Linked DNA regions of Homo sapiens: region 2 is linked to region 1. Evidence: chromatin contacts called from ENCODE Hi-C data. All regions are on one chromosome and are shown on one strand. The core of a region is the stretch at or near the end of the contact, and the rest is flanking DNA. Distances in the headings are between cores, read along the strand shown. Region 1 holds the start of CAMK2D (calcium/calmodulin dependent protein kinase II delta). Region 2 overlaps UGT8 (UDP glycosyltransferase 8).

Region 1 (7,351 bases), core at 1,551-4,050:
CTTCCCTCTCAAAAGCAAAAGGGAATTATGACAGTTGTGAGACTTATATTTTTCCATTCCATGGTCTAAAAGTTGTTTTATACTTAAACTATAAGCAAAATGCACCTGACATTTATTTGCTTTAAAATATAGTTATTCATGCTATTGCTCATAGGACAGATAGAATTTTAATAGCAATGTATCAAATAATAATTATATCTTTCCATGTATTTTTAAGCTGTACAGACCAAGAAGCATTCAGGAAGAAAATAATCTTAATATATAATATGATACCTAAGTCTAAAGTTCAGTTATAACTACATGATATATTTACATACAACAGAACCTATAATCAACATGACAAATACAAAATTAACCAATATATGTGGTTGAAAATACCCACCCCTAGCAGAAAGCTTTTTGGTGTTGATAATTTTGGCAGCATATTCTTGTCCAGTAGGAATTTTCATACATCTTCTCACCACTGAGAATGCCCCCCTGGAAACCAATAATTAGCAGGTCATTAATATAACAGATATAATATTTCATTAAAAATTTATAAAATCTGAGCATTTTTATTGATTTTAGTGGATTGCCAGTGAAGTACAGTAATATCCAGTAAATGAACAATTCTTCCTGGAAACCCAGACTTTCTTTAATGTTGAAGAATAAAAGTAAATTTTATTTAACTGGGAGCACACATTATTAATCAACAAAATGAAAGGAACTGCCAATTATGACCGCTCTTGTTTGCACAAGAAATTTGAAAACATTTTACAGTTCACACTCACAGCACCAAATGCTCTGAGAAAAACCCTGCACAGAACAGAGCAGACGAGGAGCAGCAAAAAAATCTGCTGCCTACTTATTTTGGTAGGAAACAAAAAATTAATGTGGTTCCAAGTAAGTAAACATGACGATTATTTTCATTAAAATATAAATCTTGAGCACATTAGTGTGGTTTAACAAATCCTGGTATGGTGATTTCTCTATGCCTTGTTTTGGACTGGGGGAGGGGAGAGATTTGAATTAAGCTGCTCTTCCGACATATTCTCCATGTTTTAACACCAGACAATATATACATATGTAATTTTTATTACTTTTAAAAATATTTACCTTTCCTTTAATTACAGTATAAACCAACAACATACATATAAACGCACTCCTTTCATAAAAGTAACAGTCGAAACTAGTGAAAGAGGAATTGGGTTTGGGTTCCATGCTACAAAAATCAGCATTCACGGCTTGGCCCCTAGGTCCCTTTGCATAAGTCCTCAGTAGGTCTCCTGCCTCCTTCCCTAACATCTCCAAGTAGTTCTGCCAGTCGGGTGAAGGAGGTGGTTTTACACAATGCTAGGCTACGCTTAAGAGCGCTCTCAGTCTCCAGAGGGCTTTTCCGTTGCCTGTATAAATAAATCCTCCCAGAGAACGCAAAGATGCACACGTAAATCCTAGGAAGAATGATGGTGAGCGGTAATCTGGTGCAAAGAACAACACTGGATATAGGGCAAGGGGTTGGGTTCTGTTGGGTGGCCCTTTTCCTGGACAGAACAACTACTGGATGCGAAATAGACTCTATGCCAAGTTGAACTTTCGGCATCAATAAATATGGCACCGTCTGAGGCTGTGAGTTCTCATCAGTACCTGGGTCATACGGCCGACACGCCGGCTAACCAGGAGGCATCTCTATTTACAGAAAACATGATCTATGTTGCATTTTACATGGGTTCTAATTTCCTCTCCAAACACACATTACACACAGGCGCGCGCGCACACTTCTCAGGATGATAGCTACAACTGCAGAGATCGTAAATTCACTAAGTCTCTCAGTGCAGGAGGGTGGGGGACCGGGAGAAGGTGGGCTAGGGACCATCAAAATGAGCCACAGTTGGAGTAAGGGTCCTACCCCTTCTGTGCTCCCTCCCTTTATTAAGACAGCACCTTCCCCAGAGCTGACAAACCAGGGGCCCTCCTCCCATTCCTCTCCCAAACTCCCTCGCCCCAAGACGGAGGCCGGTGGGTCGGGGGCAACGCGACCCGCCCTCAGCTGGAAAGGGGATATGCGGATGCCGGGCAAAGGTGCTTACTTTCCAAGCTCCTCGAAAAGCTGATACTCGTCCGTGAACCTGGTGCAGGTTGTGGTCGAAGCCATCCTCGGTCCGGGCTGTGCCCTGGCTGGGAGCGCGACGGACCAGAAGCGAGCAGACGCGCGGCTAACCCCGGGACTGGCCCCGCGGCGCTGTCACCCAGGGCCGCTCTTACTTTCCTGGTCCGAAAGTAGCTCGCCCGCGAGGGAGTGTGCGCAGGGGCGGGGCGGGAGGGGAGATGACCAGAAAGGGTGGCGTGGGGTCTCCTCCCCACAGTCCGCCGATCCTCCTCCTCCTGCGGGCCTCGCTTCCTTCTTCTCCACTGGACGCTCCACCCGCCCCTTTTCCAGTCCCTGTCCCCAAATGCAGGGGGTAAAGTACTCAAGAAGAGGGGGCCGGGAAATGGAAAAACAGCCAGGCACGGGACGAGTGGCAAGCAGTTGCGAAACGATCCGCACTGGAGCAGGAGGAGTAGAAGCAGAGGGGAGGGAGTCCGAGGGGGCGGAGGTGGAGTGCAGCGGGGCCGAGGCCGCGGAGCCCAGAGCGGACAGCCTGAGCCCAGCGGCCGCTGTCAGCAGGCTCAGGCGCGGGGCGCGCCGGGGCTCCGACGAGCGTGCGCGCCCGAGGCCGGCTTCCCTCCGGCGGGCGGCAGCGGCTCCGGCGAAGCGAGGCACCTTGGCGGCCTCGCGCTGCTCACGAGCCCGCGCGGCTTCAAGACGGCGCGGCGAGAGAAAGAGCGCTCGGCTCAGGCGAAGCCTCTTCTGCCGTCCCCAGGCCTCCGTCTCCTCCTCCGGCGCCTCCTCCCGCCGCTCCCTCCGCCTGCCAGCACCCCCTCCCTGGCGAAGCCCCCTCCTCGCTGGTCCCACACCTCCCTCTAGCGACTCCAAGCCTGTCCCTTCGTGGATCTCTCGCACTCCCTCCTTTGGTTGCACACACGAGCACACCAGTCTAGGGAGAAACCAGGTGGGTGGAGGAGGATGTGCGGGGGAGAAGACTGGAGGTTTGGGTGAATGAGGCGAGAAGTCACAGTTACCCATTTAAACCCGCACAGAGAAGGCTGCCTCAATCTGGGGCTGACTGAGCGGGAAGATGCAGGGCAACTCGAGGATGGCCCGGGGCAGCCGCCCTGGGTCGCGGAAGCCCACGCCCCTGTTTTGGGCGCCGGGCAGCAGGGACTTCTCCAGGCCGGTTCCCGGGCCACGACACCCGGTGGGCCGAGCAAGGGAGAGCAACCACTTCATCTCCACGCCGCTCAGAGTTGACACAGCAGGGGCCGGATGTGGGCTGTTCACTGCTCTCAGAGAAGGGTCCCAACCCTTCCCACAGCCACCAGCGACTGTCGGGGCAAAACCCAGCCTCAGCAGGGTTCACTGCGTCGCCAGCTCCCCAGAACCGGGCGCAGGTTTTCTCCCTCCCCCGCAGCCCCTTCTGCAAGGGGCAATGACGGCCCCTGAGCCACATTACACTTGCCACCTCCAGGCCCACCTCCCCCGCTGTTTTCCAGGATGGTGGCTGAGACTCTGGCAATCCCCAAAGGCCTTTGCTTTGGCTGTGAACGTTAAAAGAATGAAAGCAAAAACTCCGCCGCACAACCACACCTTCCCTTCCCTTCTGAGTAACTCCCCTGCAACCTCAGTAAGTTCTGATAGTAAGGCGAATTCTCGCGATATTTCCCACTCTGGCGGTCAGGGGGAGGTAGTAGGAAGGCTGGGTGTCGGTCACGCGACCCGGCGGGGGCTGACGTCATTCACATCACGTGAACACGTCTAGACTGTTTCGCTTTGCAAAGGGAAAAAAGAAAAGGGGCCGTCGTGTGTGCTTTTGCTTTCAGCCAGATAGTGGCAATTGAGTGCACTCCGTAAATGGCTATCTGGAAAAACCATTTAGCAGTTCAAGAATGTGTCCTTCCCTTTAGCATATCTGCCATTGTTTTCAGTAGGAGGAAAAAAAAAGTATGCATTACGATTTAAAATAGATAAACTGCTGCCGATTGCTAGAACAACTTCTGGGCCCTCTTTCCAGTTCTCCTTAATGAAACTATGCAATTGCAAATTTAGCCGCAGACCAAAAACAGCGTTATGGACGGTCTTTTTCAAATTACTGCCAATTGTTCTACAGCACGGGACTATAAAAACCTTGCAATCCTATTGCTAATTTGCTCGTGGTATTACTTCATAGACAAAATTTCACAGCTGAAAGATAAAAGATAATTTGCAGACACAAGAGAATCTAAGATTTAAAGGCGCTGCTGCTTGCTCCCAAAGACTGCTATTAATTAATGTTACTTTGTGGTCATAGATAATCCTAATTCCTTTTTTCCTGATCTGGGGAACGCTTCTGCCAATGAGTGAGCTTTTTACTGAAGTACTAAAAATGTTCACAAATTTTAACGTTTATTACAACAAAATTGAAGTTCGTATGTGTTTTGATTCCCAGCCGTAAAAGGCAAGAAATAACTGTGTAAAATGTAGTGCTATAGAAAAAGATGATACCAAGAACTGCATAAAAGAAACATGGTCTCTAAATATTAATAATTGGGCTATAAATTGAAAAAAAAAACACAATTTGGTCTTGGCTAAAGATTTGTAATATCTGAACTATTTAGCAATGTGGCTCCAAGGTGATAATGAAATAATTTAATATTTTTCCCTGAATCTAAGAATGAAACAGAAAAAGTAAAATTAAAACAATAAAGGTAATATAAAAATTTACATCTGGGAAGAAAATTGTTTCTTAAATATTCAAGTAATGAAGTCTACATAATTACAGTATTTATCTCAGTTATTTAAACTACCAATAATTGTAAATGGTTATAATTGTGGAGTACAATAAAGGAAACATAACTGAGTTTTAATACTGATGTATTATTAGACAATAAATGTGTACATTTTTTACAGCAAACACTGCTTAATCTGTACGTACCCTTTCTTTGATTTATATTTTAGACTAAATATTTCTCTTATTTGAACAAATATTTACAGTTATTTCTGAAGTTTGAACCTCCTTAAAAAGTAGTCAGATTAGCCGGGCGCAGTGGCTCACGCCTGTAATCTCAGCACTTTGGGAGGCCGAGGCGGGTGGATCATCTGAGGTCAGGGGTTCGAAACCATCCTGGCCAACATGGCAAAACCCCGTCTCTAATAAAAATACAAGATTAGTCGGGCATGGTGGCATATGCTTGTAATCCCAGCCACTTTGGAGGGTGAGGCAGGAGAATCGCTTGAACCTGGGAGAAGGAGGGAGGTTGCAGTGACCCGAATTCGCGCCACTGCACTCCAGCCTGGGCAACAAGAGCAAAACTCTGTCTGAAAAAAAAAAAATAGTCAGATCAAAGACTTTGTTGTTGTTGTTCTACTTCAACATCATTTCAGGAATAGCTACAAAATAGAGATAAATTCTAAAAAGTGTAGAAATGTAGACCTATAAACATAATAACACTGGATGTTAGTGCCAAATGTATTTACATTTCATTATACATGCCTTACTAACTGCATGTCTGATGAACATGGTAGAGAAAGTTAAGAGGGAGAGTTAGTGAATAAAAAGTTAGTCATTAAAGTTGTTGAAGATAATAAGGCAGGCTTTATTCAAGGGGGTCCATGGTGATCAGAACCACTGCAACCAGGTCTTGCAGGAGGAGAGAGAGATTGGACTCTATTTCAACTCTTAAAAGGCCAAGTGGGGATTTACAAGCAAGGAGCAGGGTAGAGGGCTGTGGATATAAAATGACTAAGTATTCTCCCTCTTTCCTCTTTGGCAACTTGGAATTTAAAAAAATCCAAGACTTCAGTAGTTTCACCCAGAAAGTACAAGTTTCTAATGCTTACATTAACAAAGGCAGATATTAACAGATACTAACATTCATTGATTTCCTCTGCTACAAAGTTATAAGATAAGAAACAGCGAAGAGATAATGTTATCTCTATAGCTCCCCAAAGTGCAGAGTCCATCAGTAAATAGCAGATTCCTGTGAAAATTTTAGCAGGTGCTGTGTTGAAGCCACTCTTCACTGCAGATTTGGAGGCTAGGGGAAAAAAGTAACAGCAAGTTGCTGCCTTTCCAAACTATGATAACTAAACCATATAGAGCCAGACAGTCTACTGATGAGCAGATAATCTGTTTACCAGACCATCCATTAGTGCAAGATGAATTTGCAGTTAAAAAACAAACTATTCATAAAAGCAAAGCTAACAACAGAAGATATTTTCTTTGTTTCATCATGTGCTGAAAGAATCTTTTTCCTAAAAATAAAAATAAATGTGCAAATAAATAAGAAAACAAGTGATATCCATACAATGAAGAAATGTCTCTTTTGCATTACTTGCAAGTACATTGGTCAGCATGCTTGACCCTCCATGAACATACATGTTTCCCTGACACTCTGCTAAAAGAATTGCAGTAGGAAGGTACATTAAATAAGATGTATAATACACAATAATTGTATAAAAGGTTATAGAGTCATTAATAAAGAAAATAACAGATTTTGACTCTTCTGTGTACCTCTAATGATTTTCATTGACTTTCAACTTTGCAAACACTTATTACACTGGACTGTAATTAGACTGTCAGACCCTTCCTGGCAGGGACTGTCATTCAGTCCCCCCACTGTATCACTAGCACAGGGTTTTTGCCACAACAGGTGCTCAAAAATACCTTTTTTTTAAAAAAAAAAAAAAACAATATTATGGTATTAACAGTCTTGACTTTCCAAATATTAAAAATGCCCAATCTTTAATAGGGTATAATGAGGCCCCTTTGTTGCAATATTTAGTTGATTCTTTGTAATCCTGAAGTAACTTGACTTCTCTGTATAATTTCATACTCTTGACCTGAAATTCTCTCTGTTGGTTTTCATGTCTGATACCACACTTTCTATTCACAATACCTCACCCATTCCACAACATTTCTGCCTCTTTTCTTCAGTATCATTCCTGGTCTCTTTTTTCTCTGCCTCTGTGGTAAGTGATAGTGCTTTCAACCTAGGATTCCATCTTAGGTTGCCTTTTTTTCTCATTTTACACAGCTTTCCTAGGCTGCCTTCATAGCTATCACTGTGTTAATTATCATATGTCTTAAATTTGACTCTCCAGATGTAGACCCTAAGACAAGAATGTATGGAAAAGGGATTTATTGAGGTAGTATTTCCAGGGACAAGGATAATGTTAAAGAAAAAAATCTCATTCAATGATACTTGCTGAAGTATAGTAAGACAGATTTTATTCAGACTATCACAGTAGGTATAGTTACCACTGCAAGGGGGTTTTGCAGTAGGGGAAAGAGATTGG
Region 2 (7,351 bases), core at 2,798-5,297, 850 kb after region 1:
AGGGTTGAATTAGTTGTTTATTTTGGTATACTTTGCTATGACATTGTACAAGTGTAGCCTAGATTTTCTTAATTTTTAATCACAGGGAATAAAGGGGAGGAGGGTTTAAAAAAGCCAAAAACCCTTAGTCCTAGGCCTCATCCCCAGAAATTCTGATTTGATTGAACTACATTGTAGATGGCAGGTTTTCAGGCATCTCTATTTTTCCAAAGCTTCCCAGGTGATTATTATGTGCAGTTGGACTATAGCCATACGTTCAAAGATTGGCCCATCTACCACGTATAGGTCCATTAAAAAAATTGCACATTAGATCTATTAGGTTCTTTTATTATTTTAAGCAAATTGTCCTTTCATCTATGTTTAATTTAAAAATATTTTCTTTTCCAGTACGTTATTGGTATTGTTGATTTGCTTAACCATGTTATTGATCATTTTATTACTCTTTATTCAGCCTCCTGGTTTTGCTGTAAGTCCTTGCTTATTCAAAATGCACTCCAAGCACCAGTAGTCCCATATTACTAGAGAGCTTGTTTCATAAATAAGTATGATGGGGCCCTACCCTACGTCTACTGAACCACAATTTACATTTTAATAGTGTCCCTATAAAATGTGTCTTCACATTAATGATCCTCTATAACTTAAAATTTAAAATCAAGGTAAATTCTTTTTCTTTTCATTTTGTTTCTTAGAATTCATTGGTTTGATCTTAACTGCTTTTTATGAACCAAAGATATCAATCTCATTAAACCTATTCTTAAACCCTTTTTTTCCCAGTAAGTTTTAGAATAGTAAGGGATATTTTAAATTATCAAATTTCATAGCCCCACCTGACAGGTGAAGAAAATTAGGGACATAAATTAAATGACTTGGACTAAATTACAAAGGGTACTGATTTGGGGATCCATAGATGCATGCTGCAATCATTTTATTTTTCTTTTCATTATGTGTCACTTAAAATGATATCTTTGTAATTTAAACTACTTGAACTGTGAGCTAACTGAAAAGATAGTCTTAGATTACCAAGTACCATACATGTCCAAAAAACCTCAACATTTTATATATACATTAACAATTATTTTAATTATCTGTCTAAATTGATCTTGATAATGCTTTTCTAACATACTACTTCAAATTAGTTTAGAATTTAATTAATTAAGTAATAATGGGGAAGTTGACTATTAAACAACATGAAAATGAAAGGAACTACTATATGTGTTTACTACTTATTAAGTACTAAAAATAGTCATGTGCTTCTGAGAGACTGCTGGTACTTTGTATATAGAAATTTAAACAGAAAGTTGTTTGGAATTGTTTGTTCTGAGTTCCTGGGAATCTGGGGCTATGTGCATTATATTTTTCTAAATTCCCAAGATAATTGAGCTTTAATTCAGGTCTCGATAGTTGGATCCACATTACCTTCATTGTATTACCTGTATTTCTCTTATGCACATAAGTAACGAGTGCTAGATCCCTATCTGTCAGTTCGGTGGGAGAATTGCATAAATATCCCCAGCTGCTTACTAAATATGCAGATTCTTGGGTTTCTCCCTAGACTCCATAACAGCTTATTTGCTGAGGTGACTTTGGAACCTGTATTTTTAGTAAGTACTTGAGGTGATTCTTCTGGACGCCAGAATTTGAAAACAACTTCATTAGGTGATTATATCTTTGTGTTTTAAATAGTTAAATTTAATCACCATCATCAGGCATTAATTGGATACATACTGTGTACAAGGTACTGAGTGCAGTCTGTTGATATTCGTATTATCTTATTTTTATTTTCTCACTATATTTTTGTTTTTATCTTACCTTCCTGCTTAATGTTTTCAGAGAAACTCCCCAGGTGGGCCTAAGCCAGCTATCACTGATAAGCGAATAGGGTTGAGTTTCTCATTACAGCTTCACCACCTGTACTGTAGATGTCTGAAAAGAGATAACTGCAGATACTTGTGTTGAAGAAGTGGTAAGTGCAACTAGCTTGGAATGGTACAACAGCAACAACAACTGTCTTTATAACCTCTCCTTCAAGAAGAGGTTCTTTTGTATTTCTCTTGGCACTCATGAATGTTCCAGGTGCAAAACTGAATTTTTTGAGTGGTATTCCTAATGGTCTCTTCCTTTCATATTTCATGTGTGTAAAGAAAGGTCTGCCTCTGTAATACTCGTAGAGATTTCTATTAATCTTATTTTTCATAAGATGGCATACTAGTTTAAGGAATGGAATAGTAACACAATATTTTTCTTTATGCTCTTTTAAATGAGTTTGTTATCAGGCAAAGCAATATTTTAAAAGCAAAAGTGATTGTGTTAGAAATTTTGACCAAAAGCTTCTGACAGGGAACTTTGGATTAATTTATTTCATTAAGTTTGTGAAATGGAACCAAATTCCTTCTTCCTTTGCATTCAGCATTTTTCAGTTTTATTTCTGCAGTTAAGCCGTGGGCTTCTATACAAATAAATATAATTTTTCTGATGGAATGAAAAACATTAATTTAGTAATGTGGAGGATTTTGAAAATCTAGAGTTACTTATATTTATTAACTGCTGACAGCCAAACTGAGTTCTCTCTGTGTAAGGTTTTCACTCAGATTGTACTCTTAAAGGTGCCAGACTTTTTTTTTTTTTTTTTTTTGGGCAGGTGGAAGTTTTAACCAACAACAGGTGGCCTCAATTTTCTGAATTCTTTCTTCTCCTACCTCAAATCAGTATGTTCCCATTCTAGTGATTTTAGGGGATTCTTTGCTTTTAGTAGTTTACTTGCTAATAGCCACCATAAATAACTTAAGATTACCAAGAATTGCCTACAGATGAAAGATACATGTTTAAAACGAGGGCTATTTAACAACCAAGTAGATATAAAGCTTAGTTTTTCCCAGTTTGTCCACAGTTAACAACTTTTTTTAAGCTTTCTTTTTTTTCTCTCTTCACATGGTGGGATATGAGTACATTAATTTACTAGATACTAGATCTTTGTCAAGTTTTTATACTCTCAGTCTTATTATCTGTAAAGTGGGAGCCACTTTCTTGCCTTCATGTGATCTCAATATGAAATGAGATAATGTTTAGAAAGCTGGTAATGCAGGGGGAAGGCATGTAGCAATTAAAAACAGCTGCTGTTTATTGATACTTGTATGTTAAGTCAAAGCAATAGGGTGACCAGCTCGTCCCCGTGTGCCCAAGACTTTCCTAGTTTTAGCACTGAAAATCCCACATCCTGGGAAACTTCCCCCCTCCCCACCCAGTTCTAGGCAAACCAGGATCCTGAGTCCCCCTAGGGCTTCCGTGACTTAGGAAAGGTAGCTTAGTTGCTTCACACACAATAATTTGGGCATAAGCAGGCAGGGCTGGTGTTATGGTTTTGCAGTCTCAGGACCCAAGTGTCTTTGTTGTTACACCTTTTCTGGTTTATAATTCTGCCTGTATGGTCTAGGATGTTAATCATTACCATGTCTCATTCCAGCTGGCAGGAAGGTGAAAAGTGAAACTCCAAGGGCATACATTAGAAATTGCACATAGCAATTCTGCTTCCGTTTCACTCTCATTAAGTAGAACTTATTTATGTGACTAAAACAAGCTATTAGAGAGGTAGAGAAAAATTGTCTTTCGTCTTTTTGGCTATATGCCAAACTGAAGTACTCCAGACCCTTTTTGCCTGGGTATCAGGCAGCAGAGGCTGCAGAACAGCGGATATTGGTGAACAGCAAATGTTGCTGCCTGATTGTTCCTCTGGAAGTTTTGTCTCAGAGGAGTACCTGGCCATGTGAGGTGTCAGTCTGCCCTTACTGGGGGGTGCCTCCCAGTTAGGCTAGTCGGGGGTCAGGGACCCAGTTGAGGAGGCAGTCTGCCCGTTCTCAGATCTCCAGCTGCGTTCTGGGAGAACCACTACTCTCTTCAAAGCTGTCAGACAGGGACATTTAAGTCTGCAGAGGTTTCTGCTGCCTTTTTTGGGGCTATGCCCTGCCCCCAGAGGTGGAGTCTACAGAGGCAGGCAGGCCTCCTTGAGCTGCAGTGGGCTCCACCCAGTTCGAGCTTCCCGGCCGCCTTGTTTACCTACTCAAGCCTCGGCAGTGGCGGGCGCCCCTCCCCTAGCCTCATGGCCGCCTTGCAGTTTGATCTCAGACTGCTGTGCTAGCAATGAGTGAGGCTCCATGGGCGTAGGACCCTCTGAGCCATGCGGGGGATATAATCTCCTGGTGTGCTGTTTGCTAAGACCGTTGGAAAAGTGCAGTATTAGGGTGGGAGTGACCCGATTTTCCAGGTGCCTTCTGTCACCCCTTTCTTTGACTAGGAAAGGGAATTCCCTGACCCCCTGTGCTTCCCAGGTGAGGCGATGCCTCACCCTACTTCGGCTCATGCTCGGTGTGTTGCACCCACTGTCCTGCACCCACTGTCCAACACTCCCCAGTGAGATGAACCCAGTACCTCAGTTGGAAATGCAGAAATCACCCGTCTTCTGCGTCACTCATGCTGGGAGCTGTAGGCTGGAGCTGTTCCTATTCGGCCATCTTGGCTCCCATGTATGGTATTAAACTCTGGTATTTTAGCTTTAGTCTCTTTGGAAAAATGGGAAATACAGGGGATTTATAAAATTCTATTTTCATCTTTAAAATATTTCAGTAGTATATTGGGGTGTTCCTGTATCAAATTTCAGCATATATGAACCATTGATACCTAGGCACAGAAGCATTGTAGCTAATCTAACTTGTTTTCTGGAGCTCTAAGGGTTTAAAACCTTTCCTTTGTGCTGTGCATGGTGGCTCATGCCTGTAATCCCAGCACTTTGGTAGGCTGAGGCAGGCAGATCACACGGTCAGGAGTTCGAGACCAGTTTGACCAACATGGTGAAACCCTGTCTCTACTAAAAAAAATACAAAAATTAGTTGGGCACGGTGGTATGTGCCTGTAATCCCAGCTACTCAGGAGGCTGAGGCAGGAGAATTGCTTGAACCTGGGAGGTGAAGGTTGTAGTGAGCTGAGATTGTGCCATTGCACTCTAGCCTGAGCTACAGAGCAAGACTCCATCTCAAACAAAACAAACAGACAAACCCTTCCTTTGGCCTTGGAGAAATCACTTTTACAGATGAACGTTTTGGATGTGCACCCCAATATCCTGATATCTTACTGTTTCACCCAAATTAATTCACACTGAAATGTTAAATGACTTCCCTGTGGTGAGTGGTAGACACACCTATTAAAATGCTTTTGGCTTCCTCTCTTGAAAGCAAGCATAGAAATAATTTTTAATAGAAAGAAAAAAGGGTAGACTGATAATGCAGTTTGTGTAGAGTCTTCAAATATTTGTACATTCTTTGAATTTTGGATTTTCTTCAAGATTCTGGCAGCATGTTACTCCACTGCCAGAATCTTGTAGTCAAATAGTAGTAGTATCCTAGAAGCCAAAAGAGAATTTAGAGAAAGAGAGAATCACTAGTGGCTACTGTTAAATGGAAGTCCAAACAGATAAGTGGAAAATGGGCATTTGTATGAATTTTGGGAAGCGTTAGTGCCCTTAACAGTAAGAATTTGGTTAGAATTGTGGTGGATTCAAAGGCTGACAGTAAACATCTGGGGAGTAAGTGGAGACCAGCAAATAGAGACTGATGTTTTAAGATGCTTAACTCCAAAGGAAGGATGAGAGTAAGGCTCCAGCTCCAGGGATGTGCCAGCTGAAAGCTGTAGAATTACCTACTTTTGGTAGAAATCTTTGAAAATCCTGAAAAATATAAGAAAAGGAAAGAAAATTGTTCAAGTCCATAACCTTAAAATTGTTATCAGTTTCATCTTTACTTTGTTATCATTATAATCACTTTATATATACATATATATCATATACATAATTTTATTTCTGATCTTCTTAGTGTTATGTTACAAGTATTTTCTGATATTAAAATTATTTTCAAACATTATTTTTGAAGTTCTATAATTTTCCATGATAAAAATATAGTGTAATTAAATTAATCTACTGTTGGCTTTATAGTGGTTTCTGGCTGTTTGCTGTTGGCTATGAATGCAATGGACATTTTTCTACATAAGTATTGGTATCTCTGTAGTGTTATAAAATAATATGCCAGTTGTATTTCATAACATTTACACCAGTTTACATTTTCACCAACTTCTTAAGACTACACTGTGCCTTTGCAAGAGTTGAGCATTATCACTAAAAATAACATCCTTGCCGGTTTTATAAGAGACAAGTCTAATTTGTTCATTTGTTCAGTCATTCCACTGTAGCCCTGTCAATGCCTCATACCACTTTTCAGAACTCATGTGTATTTATTTTCTTTTATATTCTTCACTCAAATTTCCAGTGGAGCTTCGGGAGAAAAGGAATGGAAACACTTGTTTTAATCTGCCATTTTAAACTGGAAACCTCTGCTTGCTCCAGATGTTCTAAACATTCCAAAAATATTAATGATTGTGCATTTAAATCTAATATTTGTAAAAGCAATTGTTTGCTTTGCTTTATGCTTATTTTTTTCTCTTTCCAGATAATCCTTTAAAGCTAAACATTTTTAATGGATTTATCTAAAAACTTTTAACACTGTGCTATTCAATTTACTTTAAGGAAGGTTTAAGGTAAAAAATATAGTGATTTTATTTTTCAAATATAAAGCAAATTTTTAACACTATTGAATAAGTTTTTCTTTCCTCATCTATTTGTGGTACTTCCTTCGTCATCTATTAGGCTTATATTTATTCAGGGAATTCCAATAGGCTTCCTACACTGATGCATTGATTTCATGTAGAATTCTTGGGCTAATTCCAGTTTTTAATTATTGGGTTTTAAAATATGTTTTAAGATTTATATGGATATCCCAAATCATTACTGTTTCTTTTTCAAAAATGTATTCTCTCTTCTTTTTATATTTTTCCAATGAACATAGGTATAATTTTGATTAAATTTCGAACAAAACCCAACAATCATCCAGTGGGATTTGGAAGAAATGTATCAGTCTATTTATAACATGGGAAGGATTAACTTTTAGAATATTTTCTTTTGTGAAAACAAAAGTGTTTCTATACATTTAGAAAATATTCCTGTGTATATATCTTCAGGGGAAGTCTGGCCATGTTACAGGCAACAAATATTCTATGTTGGTAATGTAAAAGGTATATTGTACACTTTATTGTTATTGTGAATGAAGTATTTTTTCATCATATGTTACTTTAAAATAATATTTATTTTTATTTCAGTGAGAGTAACACATGCGCACTGTGGATTCCTTTGTGAATACATAAAAGGAAAAGTTAAAACTCTTATAATTCACACTATCCAGAGAAAAACAATACTATTTTGGCAAGTATCATTCCCATATGTGTACACATGTATATATTTTGCAAAGTGCTACAT

The links. Hi-C counts contacts between places; a loop is a spot of excess contacts on that map. Pooled maps may share reads with other maps.
Region 2: a pooled map shows a loop between it and region 1 (2.6-fold over the local background). The contact joins the enhancer-like site here to the promoter of CAMK2D in region 1. A Hi-C loop is called at or near these places in 1 of 168 maps with a recorded cell type or tissue (OCI-LY7), 20 of 37 single-sample maps with no recorded cell type and 6 of 50 pooled maps.

What each region holds. Positions count from the first base shown.
Region 1 is chr4:113,758,938-113,766,288 of GRCh38, forward strand. CAMK2D (calcium/calmodulin dependent protein kinase II delta) reads right to left here and starts at 2,801. Exons shown (of 21, transcript NM_001321571.2): 1 at 2,067-2,801; 2 at 383-477. The coding sequence starts at 2,131. RefSeq lists a silencer at 2,588-2,997 and enhancers at 2,991-3,529, 3,530-4,068.
Region 2 is chr4:114,612,229-114,619,579 of GRCh38, forward strand. The region is part of intron 1 of UGT8 (UDP glycosyltransferase 8); the gene reads left to right. Among named protein-coding and RNA genes, the nearest start is that of UGT8, 17 kb to the left of the region's middle. Within about 2 kb of position 4,048, at least 5 of the 41 ENCODE cell types and tissues checked have a DNase peak (open chromatin) inside an H3K27ac peak, as active enhancers do.